Regions from separate parts of the Homo sapiens genome. Here region 1 is linked to region 2. Evidence: read pairs that join two places in POLR2A ChIA-PET (ENCODE). Cell type or tissue: GM12878. All regions are shown on one strand. Links, peaks and the distances in the headings refer to the core of each region. The heading gives the core; the rest is flanking DNA.

What was found. Peaks named below come from ENCODE experiments on the same cell type or tissue, not always from the same donor. Only the 100,000 strongest peaks of a DNase experiment are listed, where the experiment ranks them.
Region 1: POLR2A ChIA-PET joins it to region 2 with 10 read pairs; 2 of 35 experiments call an interaction of 5 or more read pairs at or near these places.

What each region holds. Positions count from the first base shown.
Region 1 is chr3:158,278,273-158,285,578 of GRCh38, reverse strand. All of the region lies in intron 4 of RSRC1 (arginine and serine rich coiled-coil 1), which reads right to left. Among named protein-coding and RNA genes, the nearest start is that of RSRC1, 170 kb to the right of the region's middle. In GM12878, for the core only: no CTCF peak of the experiment used is centred there; no DNase peak of the experiment used is centred there.
Region 2 is chr3:158,353,052-158,360,357 of GRCh38, reverse strand. It overlaps RSRC1 (arginine and serine rich coiled-coil 1), which reads right to left. Exons shown (of 10, transcript NM_001271838.2): 6 at 5,450-5,501. Among named protein-coding and RNA genes, the nearest start is that of UC.134, 170 kb to the left of the region's middle. In GM12878, for the core only: no CTCF peak of the experiment used is centred there; a DNase peak (open chromatin) is centred at 4,213; H3K27ac peaks cover 1,092 bases.

The DNA.
Region 1 (7,306 bases), core at 3,228-5,727, 75 kb after region 2:
ACCACTGCTCAATGAAATAAAAGAGGATACAAAGAAATGGAAGAACATTCCATGCTCATGGGTAGGAAGAATCAATATCGTGAAAATGGCCATAGCCCAAGGAAATTTATAGATTCAATGCCATCCCTATCAAGCTACCAATGACTTTCTTCACAGAATTGGCAAAAACTACTTTAAAGTTCATATGGAACCAAAAAAGAGCCCGCATTGCCAAGTCAATCCTAGGCCAAAAGAACAAAGCTGGAGGCATCACGCTACCTGACTTCAAACTATACGACAAGGCTACAGTAACCAAAACAGCATGGTACTGCTACCAAAACAGAGATATAGATCAATGGAACAGAACAGAGCCCTCAGAAATAACGCCGAATAACTACAACTATCTGATCTTTGACAAACCTGACAAAAACAAGCAATGGGGAAAGGATTCCCTATTTAATAAATGGTGCTGGGAAAACTGGCTAGCCATATGTAGAAAGCTGAAACTGGATCCCTTCCTTACACCTTATACGAAAATTAATTCAAGATGGATTAAAGACTTAAACGTCAGACCTAAAACCATAAAAACCCTAGAAGAAAACCTAGGCAATACCATTCAGGACATAGGCATGAGTAAGGACTTCATGTCTAAAACACCAAAAGCAATGGCAACAAAAGCCAAAATTGACAAATGGGATTTAATTAAACTAAAGAGCTTCTGCACAGCAAAAGAAACTACCATCAGAGTGAAGAGGCAACCTACAAAATGGGAGAAAATTTTCGCAACCTACTCATCTGACAAAGGGCTAATATCCAGAATCTACAATGAACTCAAACAAATTCACAAGAAAAAAACAAACAACCCCATCAAAAAGTGGGCAAAGGACGTGAACAGACACTTCTCAAAAGAAGGCATTTATGCAGCCAAAAACCACATGAAAAAATGCTCACCATCACTGGCCATCAGAGAAATGCAAATCAAAACCACAATGAGATACCATCTCACACCAGTTAGAATGGCAATCATTAAAAAGTCAGGAAACAACAGGTGCTGGAGAGGATGTGGAGAAATAGGAACACTTTTACACTGTTGGTGGGACTGTAAACTAGTTCAACCATGGTGGAAGTCAGTGTGGCGATTCCTCAGGGATCTAGAACTAGAAATACCATTTGACCCAGCCATCCCATTACTGGGTATATACCCAAAGGACTATAAATCATGCCGCTATAAAGACACATGCACACATATGTTTATTGTGGCACTATTCACAATAGCAAAGACTTGGAACCAGTCCAACTGTCCAACAATGATAGACTGGATTAAGAAAATGTGGCACATATACACCATGGAATACTATGCAGCCATAAAAAATGATGAGTTCATGTCCTTTGTAGGGACATGGATGAAATTGGAAATCATCATTCTCAGTAAACTATCGCAAGAATAAAAAACCAAACACCACATATTCTCACTCATAGGTGGGAATTGAACAATGAGAACACATGAACACAGGAAGGGGAACATCACACTCTGGGGACTGTTGTGGGGTGGGGGGAAGGGGGGAGGGATAGCATTAGGAGATATACCTAATGCTAAATGAGGAGTTAATGGGTGCAGCACACCAGCATGGCACATGTATACATATGTAACTAACCTGCACATTGTGCACATGTACCCTAGAACTTAGAGTATAATAATAATAGTAAAAAAAAAAAAAGAAAACAAATGATAACGTTTCCATTGTTGGCAAAGGTGCTGAGAATCAGGTATCCTCATGCACTGCCAGTGGAAGCAGAAAATAACACAGGTTTTCTGGAGGGCAATTGGGAGAATGTATCAACATTCTCAACAATACACGTAAAGCCTTGCCTCACAGTCTACTTCTCTAAGTTTATCCCAATGACACATTCACAAAATATTAATCACTCCATTGTATTTAATACAAAAAACTGAGAACTAAATGCCCAATAATGGCAAACTGTCAAATAAAATATAATAACCATACAACAGAAAACGATATCACCATTAAAAATTGTGACATAGTTATGTATTTTCACGAAATGGTCTTGTGCTATAGTAAGTTTTTTTTTTAAATCATGTTACAAAATGTAAGAGGGTAAGTTTTATACATCCATGTGTACAGTGTGGTACATGTGCATTTATCTAAAAAGTTATAAACTGAAAAGTAAACAGTATTTGACAGTGGGATTATGAGTACTTTTTTTGTTCATTCTAATTGTTTATATGTTTTCTAAAGTGTCTTCCATGAAAAAAAATTATTAGTCCAATTTAAAAAGTATTTTTAAAAAAATCCTCACAGCAGCTTTATTGAGTAGTATATTATTCTGGGTCTACATTCAGCTCACATTTTTCCTGTTGTCTATAATCATAAATTATTTATGTACATGATTTTACCTCTAGTGTTCACTTTAAAAACCTTGTCTACATTTTTTTTCACCCTTATACCATCTACGTAATTTAATACAAATAGAATCTTCCTAATTTTGGTATGTGATTATCCAAGCTACAGATGAATTCAATTTAGAGATGGAGAATGTGAAATAGAGATAATGAACACAGTTATGTTTGCAATGCACGAGGCAAACAGAAATGGTGAACTCTTCAATAATGTATCCCCACTTTGTCTATGTTAGTTTTGGCTCCTATCACTAACCACCAAAAGTCCTCCAATACCTTCTCCCTAACATCAATGTCTTCATATCCCAAGTTCTTGTCATTGCCTGCTTTATAATCTACCTTACCTGGCTAACAATTTTCTGCCAATATGTAACTCTTCTCAAACCAGTTCATTATCACCTCCATAATTTTGCTCATCCATTCATCTACCTAAAACAAGATTCTCTTCTTCTCAAAATCTGCAAATTCTTATATTTATTGTACAAGAACCAATTAAACTCCCACCATGACTATGTTCATAACAATTTCTTAATCTCTAAACTTACAGTCCTTCCTGACATTTAATGGGTAAGCGCTAAGATCTTTGCAAATGTCCCAAGTTGAAAATGCAATAATGCATGTAAAGTGCTCAGCATACTGCATTTAGCAAATATTACTAATTATTGTCAACATCACCATTACTACACAGACCTTTGATGAGGATTGTTCAATACATTAACATCAGAAAAAACAAAGCCACTGTGAGATACAGTGCTGAGCAGTTAGTAGGCTTTATTCATTGGCTAAGTTACATGACTCCTTCACAGCATCCTCTCAGAACATAGGCTTTAAGTCATGCCACACAAAAGTTACAAATTGTCACATAAAACAGGCCACATCACTTTGAATAGACAGAATATTAAATCTGTGGATACCAAGGTCAAATGCATTGCCCTTATAGAAAACTCCCAATAGTCTGGCACTTGATTGTCAGTAATTATTTTATGTGGCTTCTATGTATATATCCATTTCCCAACTTAATTATTTGCTTAGGTAAACCTGCTTTGTTACCACATGAAGCTCTTTGATAAGCACAGACAGGGCTGGGGGTGGGGAGGTGGATATGGCTGCATCTCCCTCCAGAAAACTGCAAAGCACTGGCTGTGTACCAAGTATGTGTACCAGTATGAGGAGGGCAGCTTTCTTCCATGAGGCCTGCCAGGCAAAACTCTGTAATTGCCAATGGGTATGTCTGATTGGTCACACATAGAATTTTGGCCTGGAACCAGTTTCCTCAGCTACCATGTTACTCATAGGCTTCCTTTCAGTTCGACTTTTTGAAAGAGAGAACTATACACATACCCTATCTCCCCTCTCCTACCTCCCACTACATCCAAAAATTACTCTTGGCTAAAGTCATCAGTGGTTCCCCCATGTTACCAAATCCAAAGTCTACTTTATCATCTTTCTCTTTATACAATTCTTAGAACCATTTGATACTGTCTAACATTCATATTCATGTTGATAAGCCCATGCTGAATTAATGTTCAATACTTCATAGCCTTTCCTCACTTGTCTTCTATAATATTATATCGTTCAGGTTTTCTACATTTTCTCAAAAAAATGGCTCTTCAAGTCTCTTGTAGTTCCATGCTCTTCTCTCTAGCCACCAAAGGTAAGAGCTCCCCAAGGATCAGTCCTGGGCCCTAGTCTTGTGCTATAATTTCTTCTTAATCCATCTCACCCTCACACACAGCATTAATAGCAACCTATACGTACATGTGCAAAAAATGTATATCATTCATAAGCTCCAGATTCATTTACCCTGTTGTCTATTTGACATCTCTATTTGGATATCTAAAAAAAAAAAAAAGCTTATGCTCAATAGATCCAAAACTAAATTCTTGAGTTCCTCCTTCAAAACTGATCCTTTTCAGTATTTCCTATTTCAGAAAAGGATCTTATCATTCATCCTTCTGCTCAAGCCAAAAACCTGGGAATCAACCACTTCACTTTCTTCTTTTTCCCCCTACAAATACAATCTATCAGTTAGTCCTATTGATTCTACCTCTTAAGTAATCACAAAAACTATCTATATTTATATCAACTGCCACCATCCTAATTCAATTGCCATGACCTCCATCCTAGTCTTTCTTAATTCTGTCATAGCTATTTTAACCACTTCTGCCGTTGTTTCACTCTCATCCACCTGTTGCAAAACAGCCAGTCTAATCTTATAAAAATGAATCACTTTGGGCCAGGCGCGGTGGCTCATGCCTGTAATCCCAGCACTTTGGGAGGCTAAGGTGGGTGGATTGCCTGAGCTCAGGAGTTCGCAACCAGACTGGGCAAAAGGGTGAAACCCCGTCTCTACTAAAATACAAAAAATTGGCAGGGCGTGGTGGCATGCACCTGTAGTCCCAGCTACTCAGGAGGCTGAGGCAGGAGAATTGTTTGAATCCAGGAGGCAGAGGTTGCAGTGAGCCGAGATCACGCCACTGCACTCCAGCCTGGGAAAAAGAGCAAGACTCCGTCTCAAAAAAAAAAAAAAAAAAAAAAAAAAAGGAATCACTTCATTCTTGAGCTCAAAACCCTTCAATTCCTTTTCACCATAGCCATCATGATTTGCCCCCCACCACACACACACATAAACATTATTTATTCATTCAACAACTATTACTGAGTACTATCTCTGGGCCAGATTCTGTGATAGGAATTATGGATACAATTATGAACAACATATACCAGGTCATGTGGAGCTTAAAGACAGGTATAAAAACCAACGCACAAATATATAATTAGTACCTAATCATTAGTTACTAATAGTTTAATTAATTAGTAAATATGTGATATGAAAAATATTTCAGAAGTTAATACAGGGACCTATAAGACAGAATCAAAGGAAAACAAGAATTGCTCAAGGAATTCTTCTCTCATTTTATTCCACTGTCATGCTCGCTCGCTACAGCCTTCTTCTTGGGTGTATTTGTTATACTTCTTAAGCTACCCAGAATCTGAATACCATTCCAAATTCGGTGAGCTTTGAATCCAAAGTATTCCAAATATAGGATGACATGAATTATACTAGGAAATTTGAATAAAGAGTTAATGAAAGACAAGAATAAAAAGATTATTCTCTGTGATAGTGGCAACAGAGCTTAAGTCCAGTGGCAGCAATGTCAGAGGCGCTGGTGGTCAGTGCCTGCATACTACCTCTACTGATACCATGGTATACACAGGCAGTAACACCAGCTGACCAGTCTTCTTTTCCTGTCAGTTTTCACAACCTGGTTTCCCAGAGTCCCACTGATTACATAAGCTACCCAATAGTTCCACATAATCTACATTTATTTATTTACTTGCAATCCTTCCTAATAGAATCTAAGCTCAATAAGCACAACTTACATCTAGGAAAGAGGAAGTGGCATGGGGGAAGTCCTAGAGGCTTGAAATACCACTGCATATAAGAAAGACTTTTGTTTTATTCTAGTTCACATAAAGTGACAGTACAAATGAAGATTCTTCTAGGAATTACTTTCTCACAATAAATGGTTTTATATCTGCTTGCATAAAATAAAAAATAACCTATATTCAATTTATGGTAGTTTTCACCTAATTTTTATTAGTAATATTTAAAGGCCAATGGAGAATTTAAAAGTGCGCTAGCTTATTCTATTGAGCCGAAAGTACAAATCAGGGATCAGTAAACTACGGCCCATAGGCCAAATCCAGCCTATTTCCTGTTTTTGTACAGAACATGAGTTAAAACAGTTTTTACATTCTTAAATGTCTGGGAAAAAATCAAAAGAATAACATTTCCTGACACATGAAAATTACTGAAATTGATATTTTAGTGTCACTATATAAAGGTTTGTTGGGAAACAGCCACACTCATTCTTTTGTGTATTTCTATGGCTGCTTTAATGCGATTAACAATAGCTGAGGCGTTGCAACAGAAATCACGGATGGCACTCTCATTAGGTTGCATTGCTGCTCAAGGCACACAAAAAATCACAGTAACATAGCATAACTAAACGCAGTTTCAAGGGCCTTATGAATTGCTGTAATGTGACATTTAATTTTTAATACCAGTGTATAAGAATCATATCAAAATGAGAAAAGAATAGAAAAGGAGCCTTCAACTGTCATTTTTAAGGCGCAGTGAAGTGTGGACTATTTTATCAAATTAAATGGCAATTCATTGTGCTTATTATACAATGGCATTACAGCTGTGCTGGAAAAATAGCATATATGTTGATTTTTAAAAATAATATATACTTGACTGAACACTCTTTATAGTATTTCCAACTCACAGGAAAGCAATAGTCCAAAAAAATAGAACATTTAAAATGGAGTATCTCATCACAGCAGAATTTCTTCACAAAAATAAAAAAATAAAAATGAGTTTCTGAGTGTTGTATTTGTCAACCAATCAATGAAAGCCATTTACCAAAGATGACTTAATTAGTGTTTGAATGCAGTCAAAGAAATGTGTCCAGAGAAAATAAACTTGCTTAAAAACTATTAGACTTTTAGCAAGAACAGTTGTTCAAACTGTTGAAGACACAGGGAATATCATCAACATGTCCAGTGAAGAGATAAGGCAAATGAGTCCAAGCGGTTTTGCTTGGTTTTTCATGAGTCCACAGATGTCAGAGATACTGCTCAGTTGTTTATTTGAGGAGTCAGTGCTGAGTGTGGAATGACTTAAGAATTAGCCTCCATGAAAATTATGCATAGAACATGAGAATATTTTCAACAAAATTGAGAAAACACTCATTCAGTACAACCTGATGTGGAATCTGCTAAGATGTGTTATATATCATGGTAGTTAACAACAGAGAGCGGAAAGAGGCTTAGTTGGACAAATCTACAAAGCTTGTGAAAATGTAAGTCTACGAAAATTTAAAGCCTACAGTTATTCCCTGC
Region 2 (7,306 bases), core at 2,681-5,180:
CTTTTCTGGGCCTGCCCATGGACCAATCAGTGTGTATTTCCTCCCCCTCTAAGGCCCATAAAAGCCCCAGGCTCAGCCAAAGCAGAACAGAGGATGAAGAGAAGATGGGAGGACCAGCTGCAGAGAGAGGCTACCTTCTCTGCTGAGAGCTGCAGAGACAAGGGGAGGACCTGCCTACAGAGAGGAGCCACCAACTCTAGGGCTTCCTCTCTGCTGAGAGCTGCAGACATGATGGGACAACCTGCCTGCAGAGGGAAGACATCCACTCCAGGGCCTTCTCTCTGCAGAGAGCTGCAGACCATGGGATGACCAATAGCAGAGAGGAGCTACCCTCTCTGCTGAGAACTGAACACTTGTTGGTACCACCTGCCTAGCAGAGAGGAGCTACTCTCTGTTAAGAGCTGAACACTCATTAGGATACTCTGGCTGTGGAAAGAGCTGCCCTCTGCCAGTCCCCTCTGAGCTGTTCTATTGCTCAATAAGCCCCTCTTCATCTTGTTCACCCTCCACTTGTCTGTGTACCTTATTCTTCCTGGTTGCAGGACAAGAACTCAGGATCCAATGAATAGGGAAGCTAAAAGAGCTATAACACAAACAGGACTGAGACATGCTCCTTGCTCACCATGTTGCAGGCAAAGAGAAGGAGAGAAGAGCTGTGGTGCTTTGGGGGAGCTCAGACCTGGAAGCTCCTAGAACCAGGACTGTGGCTCCCTCCTTGGGACCCTGCAGTTCCTGGGATCTTCAAGCTTCCGGGTGCCACCGTGTTCCCGGTGCCAGCTGTGGAAGCTGCTTGTAGTGTGCCCGGACCAGCTGCAGCCTCTCAGAGAGCTGGTGCCCATGCTGCCACCTGCTCTGCTGCAGCAGCCGCACAGAGTTTTCCAGCCAGAAAAGCAACACCCCAAAGATCCGATAACACCAAAGAATCATCTAGCAGTGGTGTCTACAAAAATCAAGATGAAATACAAATTTTCTGGTGGCTACCACTTTTCAGGCTCTGGGCTAGGTATTTCATGTGTTATTATTTTCATAACAGTCCAACATGGCAGTTATTATCTTTCGCTCTTACAGATAAAGAAATTATGGTAAAGAGAAGCCCCCAAATACAAATACTTTCAAATAGGTAACTTAAATGTGTGATATGGTATAGTTGAGGCAATAGAGAACTGTTTTATACACTGCTATTGGTGCGAAAGTAAAATGGTTCAGCTGCTATGGAAAATGTTTTGTGGTTTCTCAGAAAATTAAACATAGAATTACCAAATGACCCCACTATCACCCTCCTAGGTATACACCTAAAAAACCTCCAAACAGGTACTCAAACAAGTACATATACACACATATTCAAATGTACTCACAATAGAATAAAGGTAGAAACAACCCAAATTTTATCAATGGATTAATAAGTTGTGTGTGTGTGTGTGTGTGTGTGTATGTTTGTGTGTATATATATATATACACACATACACACACATACTAAATGAAGGAAGCCAGACACACAAGGTCACAGATTATAGGATTCCATTTATATGAAATATCCAGAATAGACAAACGGAGACAGAGGGAGAATGGTGGTTGTCAAGGGCTTGGGGGAAAGGAAACTGGGGAGAAACTGCTAGTAGGTAAGCGGTTTCACTCTGGAGTGATTGCAATGTTTAGAACTAGATAGAATTGATGGTTGTACAAAACTGTGAATGTACTGAATGCCACTGAATTGTTCATTTTAAGCAATTATGATTAATTTTATGTTATGTAAATTTCACCTCAATGAACTAGAAAAAAACACACATCTGTCATATTTGATTAAAAAAACCCTCTGTTCTGGCTAAACAATAAACATTAAACTGCTCAAAGTTACAGAACAAGTGGTGATGGCAGGCTTAGGATCTTTCCACTATTCATTAGTGTCTCGCTACAGAAGTAATAGAATTGAAGCAGGAAGCCAATTAGGAGGTAATGGAATAAGCCATGAGTGAAATGTTTGGCATCTAGACTAAGGAGATGGCAGTGGGAGAGACAATAAAGGGATAAATACAAAAAAATTACACAAAATCAGAATAATTAAGTCCAGGTGAATTATCGCCTATAAAAGAGTCAAAGAAAATGTTCAAAGTTTTGAACCAAAGTACAAATATGTAATAGTTTAGCACATATAAAGTATGTTCCTAACCCAAATACAATAAAATCTCAGACTCAAATTTATGTTTGATATAATAATCATAACACCCTATAGGTACATTTTTTTAAATCTTATTTTAGTCCTTCATATGCCTTTCAGAATCATACCACTAAAAATCGTGGCTAAATATTCGAAACAGATTTTAATTCCAAACCAATAACATTATTAACATTTACTAATATCAATTACGATGCAATAGTTAAATATAAAACTTTCTTCTGGGACTCAGAGCTAGAGTAAACAACTAAGTCTAATCGTAGGATTTCTACATATTAACCTTATCTATCAAGTTATGCTGCTTGTAAGGCTAAAATTAATCCTGCGTCAAGAATCTAGCATAAGGCCTGAAGTCTTTGCCCATGGCCACTTTTAAGGCCCCCAAATCAAGGTGTTTTTCCTAGGAACCTAAGTGAACTCCAATGTGACAATGGGTACTACTAGACTTCCCTATCCATTTATCTCAACCTTGAGACTAGGCTGGACTGCAAAACTTACCAGACAGGTCTCAAGTTCTTCTTATTTATTTGCTTATTTTTAATAATATAATGAACACCTTAAAATTCATCACCAAAAAGACAACTAGAATCTTGACAGTAAGTTAGCTATGTACTCTTCCCCTACCTATCCATCTACTTGCCCTCTACTATGCCACAAGTTCTCATTAAAAACAATACTGGATATTTTTCAAAAAGGTGTAATATGTTATATCATATTATACAGCAACATATTCACGGAACTGGTATCAAAAAGCAATTCTAGTAAAACGATTACTTAACCAGTGGCAATGAAAAGTAGCACAAAGCTTTATAAAACAATACAGCAAAAATGTACAAAAAGCCATTCTATTAAATTGGTGCAAAAGTAACTGAGGTTTTGCCAAAACTGCAATTACTTTTGGACCAACCTGAAATGTTAATACCCTCTGACCTCATAAACTCATTTCTATAGTAACAAATCCCCCCAAAATAAAATAGAATATGACTAACACAATGTATAAGAGGGTGTTCATTACAGTGTTATTGGTAAGAGGGAAAAGTTGAACAACATAAATATTCAATAAAAAAGAGTGACTTAAAAACTTGAGTATTTAGCTAAGGTCTGTCTTTTGCTTATCGGGCCTAGGCCAAAATAAATTTTTTAACTTGAAAATTGTCATAATTTTGGATGCTTCTCAAATTCACAGAATCTAGCTCTTTATCCTTAGATACAATTTAGAACATTGAAGTTAAATGTTAGGGATGACAACTCAGATGGATATAAGCAAGTTATACACTGTGAGGTCTGGAGTATCACATCTATTTTCTAATGTGCTTCAAAATCATACTAAATATTTTTAAAAAACTGAATAAAACTATGAAATAAAATTATTTAAAATTGCATTTGTGGAAACAAATGTTTTCTGTGCTAAGCAACATAAATATTTTCCTTCAAAGCAAGGGTTTACTCAATTATGAGCTGGAATACTCAATTAGGAGCTGCAAATATTTTTTCAAAGCAAAATGCCATGCATATTATGTAAATGATATAGAATCAAATTAATTAGATTTATCCTACAGTATATTTTATTTGAGTGAAAATATTAAAAAAATTAACAAAATTTTAGTAAGTAATGTTTTCTACATAAAGATAAATAAGATAAAAACATAAACTATGAATTATTTTTAGAGTAATAAGGAGGAGTATAGAGACACTTCATCAAAACTAAAACATTGCCAATCTTTTTACCTACATGGTAAGTTACTTCTATTAGTAATTCAGGAAGCTAGTATACCGATCATACTGGAGTTCCCAATCTTTAGACTGTGGACACTTTAAATGAGAATACAAAGAACTAATGCAAGAGATCCTTTAATCAATATGCACATATGTATTTTCTTGATCAATGAATCCTAAAAATATAACTATTATCATTTGGTGGTCTGAAATTACTTTTGATGTTAAAATAGAATTCTCATTTTTCCAGCTTGAAATTATGAGCTCTTTATAGTAAAAAATTTTAAGAAATATATACAGTAGTCCCCCATCATCTGCAGCTGCAGTTTCATTTTCTGTGGTTTCAGTTACCTGCGGTCAACTGTGGTCCAAAAATAGGTGATTACAGTACAAGATATTTTGAGAGTGAGAGAAAGAAACCACATTTATATTTATTAAAGTATATTATTATAATTGTTCCATTTTATTATCATTATTAATCTCTTACCTAATCTATAAATTAAACTTTATCATAGGTATGTATGTATAGGAAAAAATATAGCGTGTGTATATGTGTGTGTGTATCTAGATACAGATATAAATTAGATATATAGATAGATAAATATAGATATAGATACAGGGTTTTGTACTACCCATGGTTTGAGACACCAACTGGACGCTTGGAAGACATCCACCATGTATAAGAGAGGACTATTGTACTACTCATTAAAACTTATTGTTTGAATAAGTTATATACATTTTTGAAGAGCACATTAAGATTCAAAGTAAAATATCAGCACTCAGAAAATATAGATCTTATATATTTTTAAAAAAGTAAAGTATTTAATGTCTATATGCAAGTGAACATGGTATCTAAAATCTAAGTCACAGCATTATAGTACCTTGAGAAATAAAACATACAGCACTTGAAGAGTACATGGTATCCAGAACATACAGTCCAGTGAGTTAGTCCAATGTAATTAGGGAAATTACTAAATGACACTGATCTCATTTTCTTTAGAACAATGAAAATCTCAACCTAAACATTACACCTTATTTAAAAAATTAAAATGGAGGAGTTAGTCTTAAATGTAAAGTGTAAAACCATAAAATATAAAGTTATATTTTATATAAATAAAAGCCATAAAATATAAAGTTTTATGGTTTTACATGTTACATTTAAGACTAACTCCTCCATTTTAATTTTTCTTTCAAAAGAAAGAAAATGTAAGAAAAAAATCATAATCTGGGATTAGTCAAAGAATTCTTAAACACATCACCAAAACCATAGTACATAAAAGACAAATTAATCAATTGGGCTTCATCAAAATAAAAAACTAAAACTGAAGCCAATTTTATAAATGAAAAGGTAAAGAATGACCTGTTAGCAATACACTTAGCATTATACTGCGGCAATAAATATTTCAGATAATATATGGCCATACATATAATCTAGATCTGATAAATTTGTGAGGATATATAAAAATAGTGTTTTTTTTTTTACTCATTTCTAAGCATGCTACCAGCCTAGGGTTTACTCGTCACTTCTTCATTTAATAAAAGTTAATTATCAACACTTACCAGCAGCTTCAAGAACCAGCTGTAGTCTGGCTTTGGCCTGTTCAGCTGGTGGCTAAAAAAGAAAAAAAAAAAAATTCAACCATACAAGACTTTTACAGGTCAGTTTTAATTGATGGAGTTTTAAATTAATGCATTTGTTTGCAAATATTAGGAAATTTAAAGAGCTTTAACATAATTTATATTAAAATCCATCACATCTTGCACTTGCATATATGATGCAAGAATGATAAGCTTCTTTCATTTTTTTTTCCTAGAAAAAGTTTTGCTTACTATCCAACATTGTATCAATCAGCAATAACATAATTAACTGAAATTTAATAACAAGGCAAGGCACACACATTTAACAACATATTCTTAAGTTGTGTTATTTCTTTGCACATAGAAACAGGCAAGCAATCTATGAGAATTTAAATAGCAACCTTTAAGTTCAATATTTGAGGTAAGTCAGACTCTAAAACCACTTTTCTGCTTTCCTAACTGGAATTTAAAGGAACAATTGTGATGAAGATAGGACACAATTTGGCTTATATGCTTCCGGCTCCTATGAACTGTCCTAAAATTGCTTTTTCAGTGAACCTTGATTCAATATAGTTGATAACAATGAAACTAAACTAATTTCCAGCCGGACGCAGTGGCTGACGCCCGTAATCCCAGCACTTTGGGAGGCCGAGGCGGGTGGATCACAAGGTCAAGAGATCGAGACCATCCTGGCCAACATGGTGAAACCCCATCTCTACTAAAAATACAAAAAGTAGCTGGGCATGGTGGCATGCACCTATAGTCCCAGCTACTTGGGAGGCTGAGGCAGGAGAATTGCTTGAACCTGGGAGGTTGCAGTGAGCCAAGATCGTGCCACTGTATCCAGCCTGGCAATAGAGCAAGACTCCGTCTCAAAAAAAAAAAAAAAAAAAAAGAAAAAGAAACTAAACTAATTTCCTACCAGTGACCACACTCTGAGATTTTTGGATAACATATTAAACAACAACAACAAATTATATCATGAATTATGTCAAGACTATGACTTTTTACTAAAGACCTGTTAAAAAAACTGTTGTCCATACTTGAGACTTCAATTAATATATTTATAAAGTTGTCAGCAATAAACAAAATAACCCCAGTTTTATATATGAAAATAATCACTTCAAAACTAATAATTTATGTGATATATTAGAATATTTTGCTATTTGTAAAAAGAAACCCAGCTTGAATAAAAGAATTAAATAACTGGATACAGAAAGAAGATGTTGTGCTCAGAAAAGTTTAAGAATTTGAATGGTCCTTCTGGAAAACCTATAGGAAACAAGATGGAAGAGTGGTAGATGAGACAAGTGAGGAGACTGGGAGAACGTATTATATCACAGAACAGGGATTAAGAGACTATAGACCTGGACCAGTGGCCTGGTTTCATAAATAAGTTTTACTGGGATATAGGCTATGCCATTTGTTTACATAGTGCCTACTGGCTTTTGTGATCAACTCAACAATAAGAGTTCATTATTTGTAGCAGGAATCTTAGGATCAGCAAAGCCTAAAATATTTATCTGGACCTTAAAGTGTGCCAACCCCTGCCATGGAAGATGAAGAGACTTAGAAAAATTTTAAACAAAGGGGAGATGTGATCAGATCTGCACTTTGATACATCACTCTAGCAATATTTTTGAGGATGAATTGAAAGGAATGTGTCTAGAGGCAAGGAGCTCAGTTAGGTGGCAATTAATGAATTCCAGGTGAGAGGAGGGCCTGAGCTGAAACAATAGCAGAAAGGTCAAACAGGACAACACAGATTTGAGAAATATTTAATTGGTAAAACAAAAGGACTGATTGGTTATTAGAGAAGGAGGAGATGACAACCAATAA